Linked DNA regions of Homo sapiens: region 1 is linked to region 2. Evidence: read pairs that join two places in POLR2A ChIA-PET (ENCODE). Cell type or tissue: MCF 10A. All regions are shown on one strand. Each heading gives the region's core, and the rest is flanking DNA. Links, peaks and the distances in the headings are about the cores only.

Region 1 (2,916 bases), core at 159-2,658, 430 kb after region 2:
CTCAAGTGATCCTCCTACTCCATCCTCCTGAGTAGCTAGAACAATAGGCATGCACCACCACACCCGGCTAATTTTTGTGTTTTGTAGAGACAGGGTTTCACCATGTTGCCCAGGCTGGTCTCAAACTCCTAGGCTCAAGCAATTTGCCCACCTTGGCCTCCCAAAGTCCTGGGATTACAGGCATGAGCCACCGCACCTGGCCAAAAACCGCACTTTATGCGGAAACAGCTAGAAAGCAAATGTAGAGCCTGAAACTCCGCGGAGGAAGATCAGAAATGAATTACAACATCTTTCTACCTCAAGTTCTACATGAGCAAACACTGATTGAGGGAGTCTGCTATTATTGCTTGGAAAGTCTGCCAGATCCCAAAACAGACTGAACCTTTCTTGAATCTGGCTTCAAGAGTTTTTAGTTCCTGAATCATTCATTTTTAGACTCTATGGAAATTGTACCTTGACTAGCAAGAATGAAGGAAAGCAGAGGCATCTGAAGAAAACATCTCACAACAATGGTATTTATCATCCTTGTTTTAGGGGTTAGAAACCAGAAGAGCAAAGATTACTGAGATTTGTCCAAGGTCACATTGCCTGGAAGGGGCAGATCGAAGACTCAATGGGTGGGCCTGACTTGGAAGCCCTTGTTACCGGAACCTGAAAGAAGCTTTAAATACGCAGCCATGTTGATGAATGGAAGGACACCCCAAGGAAATTTGCATCTGAGAACTACTTGAGGACTCTGGATGAAGGTCTGTCTCAAACTCAACTTTTCAGGTTTCTTAATTCAGCATCGCCTCTTTGCCCCTCACCATGATTCTCTTTCTATCGTAGAGGTTCAACCCCTATATCCTCTGTGATTTTCAGTGATGAAGTATCTTCTATCCAGATTTTGTACCCTTTCTCCCAAACTGCTGGTAAATCCTTTGCCCAGTATTTTGTCTTCCTGGAATCCCTTCTTTCTTTCACCCCAACTTGACTTCCTAGAGAAATAAGCAGCACTATTAAAGGTATAGGTAAAACGATGAAAAGTGTCAGAATATCAGTCTTGGCTTTTAAAATTAGGCTGATTCAAGGGTGGGCATGGTGGCTCATGCCTATAATCCCAGCACTTTGGGAGGCCAAGGCAGGTGGATCAAGAGGTTAAGAGTTCGAGACCAGCCTGACCAACATGGTGAAACCTCGTCTCTAATAAAAATACAAAAATTAGCCAGGTATGGTGGTGCTCACCTGTAATCCCAGCTACTCAGGAGGCTGAGGCAGGAGAATCGCTTGAACTGGGGAGGCAGAGGTTGCAGTGAGCCGAGATTGCGCCACTGCACTCCAGCCTGGGTGACAGAGCAAGACTCTGTCTCAAAAAATAAAATAAAATAAAATAAGACTGATTCCAGAAGCCTACTCACTTCCGAGTAAGCAGACTATGGAATTTAAGAGGAACTACCACTTAACACTGAACAGAGGAGTGACCCTAAACAGAAAAACCACCTACCATCTCTGAACTAGGAATGACCCTTAAGAGAGGAACTACCTCCCACTTCTGAATTGGGAACTGCACCATTTTCACTGCACTTCTGCAGTTTCTTCAATGATTTAGTCCTGTTCTTTAAGGCCCACTTATGAGTCATGAAATATTTTGGCTCCAAAAACAACAGGAAGTACCTTAAATCTTGACTAAGGTTGTTAAGATCTGGATTTTTTCCAAGAATCAAGGGGATGAAGAGGAGTACAGAGGTTAAGGTCTTTATAGTTTCAGTACAAGCTTAGGGCACAAGTTAAGCTTAACTCCAAATAGCACTGACTCACACAGCCAAGATGGCAGAAGTGCCAGCTGCATTAAAGAAGAATACTGCTACCTGAGTCTGGGTTTCATTTCCTCTGAAATATTAACTTGGCCTAGGTCTATATAGCTGCTGGGAATGATACACTTGCAAATACTGCATATGTTAAAAACATAAGGATGAGACCTAAGAAGGTACTAGAAAGAGTCAGAAATAGGATTTATCCCTGGGAATCCTCAAAACAAATACATATTTTTCAAAATTAAAAAATTTAAGAAAAGAAATTGGATTCATCTGACTTGTCCAGGTTGTTTCTAAGTAGTTTCAAAAACTGATTTTAAGCACACATCTGCAATCTACAGATGTATACTCGATTTTGGGAACCTGCGTTCTTAAAATAAGTGTGTGTGTGTGTGTCTGTGTGTGTATGTATGTATTTTAATCTCAGTCTAACCAAGGACAAAAGTACTTGTATACAATAAATGCTTGACCAAAAAAGGTTTAAATAAAGCCTTTAAAAATCCCATTTCCTCCTGCCCCAGAGACTGGGCAGTTGAATGGGAGAGAATGCAGGTGAACTGCCTGATAACAGTGCCTGTAACAGGGTAAGTTAAGTTCTGCCATTCAGCCATCATTGCTGAGAGGCAGACTCTGGTGCCGGATGCCTGGGTTTGAAATCTCACTATCTCTGCTACTTACTGTATAGCCTCAAGGCAAGATACTTTACCTCTCTGGAGATAATGGTGTAGCTGAGCTAACACAAATACAGATCTTAGGTAAGTGTTTGGAACATAGTGATACATATATTTACTATTATTATCATATCTGGATTTAGTCCATGAGTTTAATCTAGAATAGCTGCTCCTGGGTAGGTTAGCAAGTTCCCTTCTGACACAAAAACTGGACCTCTCACCTCAAATATACTTTGTGGATAGAAATTATGTTTCTAGCCAATAGGATGGACTCTTTCTGTCTCAAAAGTGGAATGCATGAAGACAGAGGCAAACTGCAGGTTGAGAGTACATTATCTGCTATGCAGTCAGTCACCAGATTAGCTCAGTACTATAAAAGTATGATATGAACTCAGAAATCTAAGTAGATGTTCTTTGCTGCCTGTACCTACCCTTGGGTGGAACAGTCTCTT
Region 2 (2,864 bases), core at 1-2,500:
AATATATATTGTTCCTAAGATAATTGATCTAAAACATTTAACATAATACCTGGCAGATAGTAAACAATCAAACCTTAGCCATCATTATTATGCTGAAACTAGTATTTCTTTCTTTTTTGTTTGAGATGGAGTCTTGCTCTGTCACTTAGGCTGGAGTGCAGTGGCATGATCTCAGCTCACTGCAACCTCTGCCTCCCGGGTTCAAGCAGCTCTCCTGCCTCAGCCTCTCGAGTAGCTGGGATTACAGGCACCTGCTACCACGCCTGGCTAATTTTTGTATTTTTAGTGGAGATGGGGTTTCACCATGTTGGCCAGGCTGGTCTCGAACTCCCGGCCTCAAGTGATCCGCCTTCCTCGGCCTCTCAAAGTGCTGGAATTACAAGTGTGAGCCACCGTGCCCCCAGCTATTATATAGTAGGCCATTTATTTATTTATTTATTTATTTTGAGACAGAGTCTTGCTCTGTTGCCCAGGCTGGAGTGCAGTGGTGTGATCTTGGCTCACTGCAACCTCTGCCTCCCAGGTTCATGTGATTCTCCTGCCTCAGCCTTCTGAATAGCTGGGATTACAAGTGTGTGCCACCATGCCCAGCTATTTTTGTATTTTTAGTAGAGAAGGGCTAATTTCAGATTAGCCCATGTTGGCTAGCACCATGTTGGCCAAGCTGGTCTTGAACCCCTGACCTCAGGTGATCCGCCAGTCTTGGTCTCCCAAAGTTCTGGGATCACAGGCATGAGCCACTGTACCCAGCGGCCATTTCTGATAATTATCAGAGATCATGAGCTCTATATTGAAGTGGCAAACCCAAAGTATCTTAGAAATCTAAAGTAAAATGTCTGACATTATACAAATTCACTTCTCAATTACCTATAACATGTGAGCCCAAAAATTCAGCATATTTAACTCTCTCTATATATAGATATAGTTTATAAGAGTAGGCTTGAGCAAAAGAGAATACATTGTGCAGATCTAACACTTATATAATTACTAGCAAGCTAGAATGACATTTTACCAGATTACCAGAGTAATTTATAATAATTAAACTGGGGGGTGCAGCCAGGAGCGGTGGCTCACACTTGTAATATCAGCACTTTGGGAGGCTGAGGTAGGCGGATCACTTGAGGCCATGAGCTCAAGACCAGCCTGGCCCAACATGGCGAAACCTCGTCTCTACTGGGAAAAAAAAAAAAAAAAAAAAAAAAAAAAAGCTGGGCGTGGTGGAGCCTGAGGCAGAATTGCTTGAACCTGGGAGGTGGAGGTTGCAAGTGAGCCGAGAATGCACCATTGCACTCCAGCCTGGGCAACAGAGCAAAACTCCCATCTCAAAAAAATAAATAAATGGAGAGGGTGGGCAGGGAACAATTTTTAAACAATAGTTGTACTCTGTTTTGCTTAAAAGAAATGTTACTAGTATCAAATTAGTCATTTTTACAAAAGCTGTGACTAGGCCGGGTGCGGTGACTCACTCCTGTAATCCCAGCACTTTGGGAGGCCGAGGCAGGCAGATCACCTGAGGTAAGGAGGTCGAGACCAGCCTGGCCAACATGGCGAAACCCCGTCTCTACTACAAATACAAAAATTGGCGGGTGTGGTGGCACGTGCCTGTAATCCCAGCTACTCGGGAGGCATAGATACGAGAATTGCTTGAACCCTGGAGGCTGAGGTTGCAGTGAGCCAAGATCATGCCACTATACTCCAGCCTGGGTGACAGAGAAAGATTCCATCAAAAAAACCCCAAAACAAAAAACCAAAAGCTGTGACTAATATACAAACTATATAATCAACCTCCAAATACCAAAGTGTTGACTTCTTAACCATTTGGCCACACTGTCATAATGCTATGCAATCCCATTGTTAATTTTTTAATAACCCAAACATAAATAAAATAAAAAAGCCCCACATCCCTCGCCCTGTGGCAGCACATAGCTGGCACAGAAAAAAAAAATCAACCTATAAAAGGGGAGACTTGTATAACAAAACATGTAATTTATTAATGAAGGTTTCAAAATGGCTCTAGTCCTATGACTAGAAAGAACTTCCCCTAGCCTATTTGTTCAACAAATGTTTGGGCAGCCTGCTCTGTTCCAGGTACTGCAGATAAGTAGATAACAACTACAGTCTGATGAGGGCTTCTTTAAATGGCTTAAAGAGCCCTACATGACTCAACCCCTGCCTGCCTCTCTAACTTCATTTCTTCCTTTTCTTCTCATTTGCTCACTGTGCCCCAGCCCATTTCCGCTGTCTGAATGTGCCATGCTTCTTCCTGCCTCGGGACATATGCACCTGTTGGCCGATGTGGCAATAGTAATAATTCTTCTTTTTTTTTTTTTTGAGATGGAGTCTTGCTCTGTTGCCCAGGCTGGAGTCCAGTGGTGCAATCTCGGCTCACTGCAACTTCCGCCTCCCAGATTCAAAGGATTCTTCTGCCTCAGCCTCCCGAGTAGCTGGGATTATAGGCACCTGCCACCACACCTGGCTAATTGTTTTATTTTTAGTAGAGGGGGTTTTGCCATGTTGGCCAGATTGGTCTCAAACTCCTGACTTCAGGTGATCTGCCTGCCTCAGCCTCCCAAAGTGCTGGGATTACAGGCGTAAGCCACTGCACCTGGCCAATAGTGATAATTCAGTCCTTACAATGTTATGAAATACATAGGTACTATTGTTATTCATTTTATACGTGAATAAATTTAAGGCATAAAGAAGGTATCCTGGTTGGCTGTGGTGGCTCATGCCTGTAATCCCAGCACTTTAGGAGGCTGAGGCAGGCGGATCACCTGAGGTCAGGAATTCGAGACCAGCCTGGCCAAAATGGTGAAACCCTATCTCCACTAAAAATACAAAAATTAGCCAAGTGTGGTGGTGGG

The links. Peaks named below come from ENCODE experiments on the same cell type or tissue, not always from the same donor. Only the 100,000 strongest peaks of a DNase experiment are listed, where the experiment ranks them.
Region 1: POLR2A ChIA-PET joins it to region 2 with 6 read pairs; 1 of 35 experiments calls an interaction of 5 or more read pairs at or near these places.

The regions. Positions count from the first base shown.
Region 1 is chr14:74,487,365-74,490,280 of GRCh38, forward strand. The region is part of intron 1 of NPC2 (NPC intracellular cholesterol transporter 2); the gene reads right to left. Among named protein-coding and RNA genes, the nearest start is that of NPC2, 4.5 kb to the right of the region's middle. RefSeq lists an enhancer at 426-1,625. In MCF 10A, for the core only: no CTCF peak of the experiment used is centred there; a DNase peak (open chromatin) is centred at 1,647.
Region 2 is chr14:74,060,874-74,063,737 of GRCh38, forward strand. The region is part of intron 11 of BBOF1 (basal body orientation factor 1); the gene reads left to right. The region is part of intron 11 of ALDH6A1 (aldehyde dehydrogenase 6 family member A1); the gene reads right to left. Among named protein-coding and RNA genes, the nearest start is that of ALDH6A1, 22 kb to the right of the region's middle. In MCF 10A, for the core only: no CTCF peak of the experiment used is centred there; DNase peaks (open chromatin) are centred at 1,298, 1,428 and 2,178.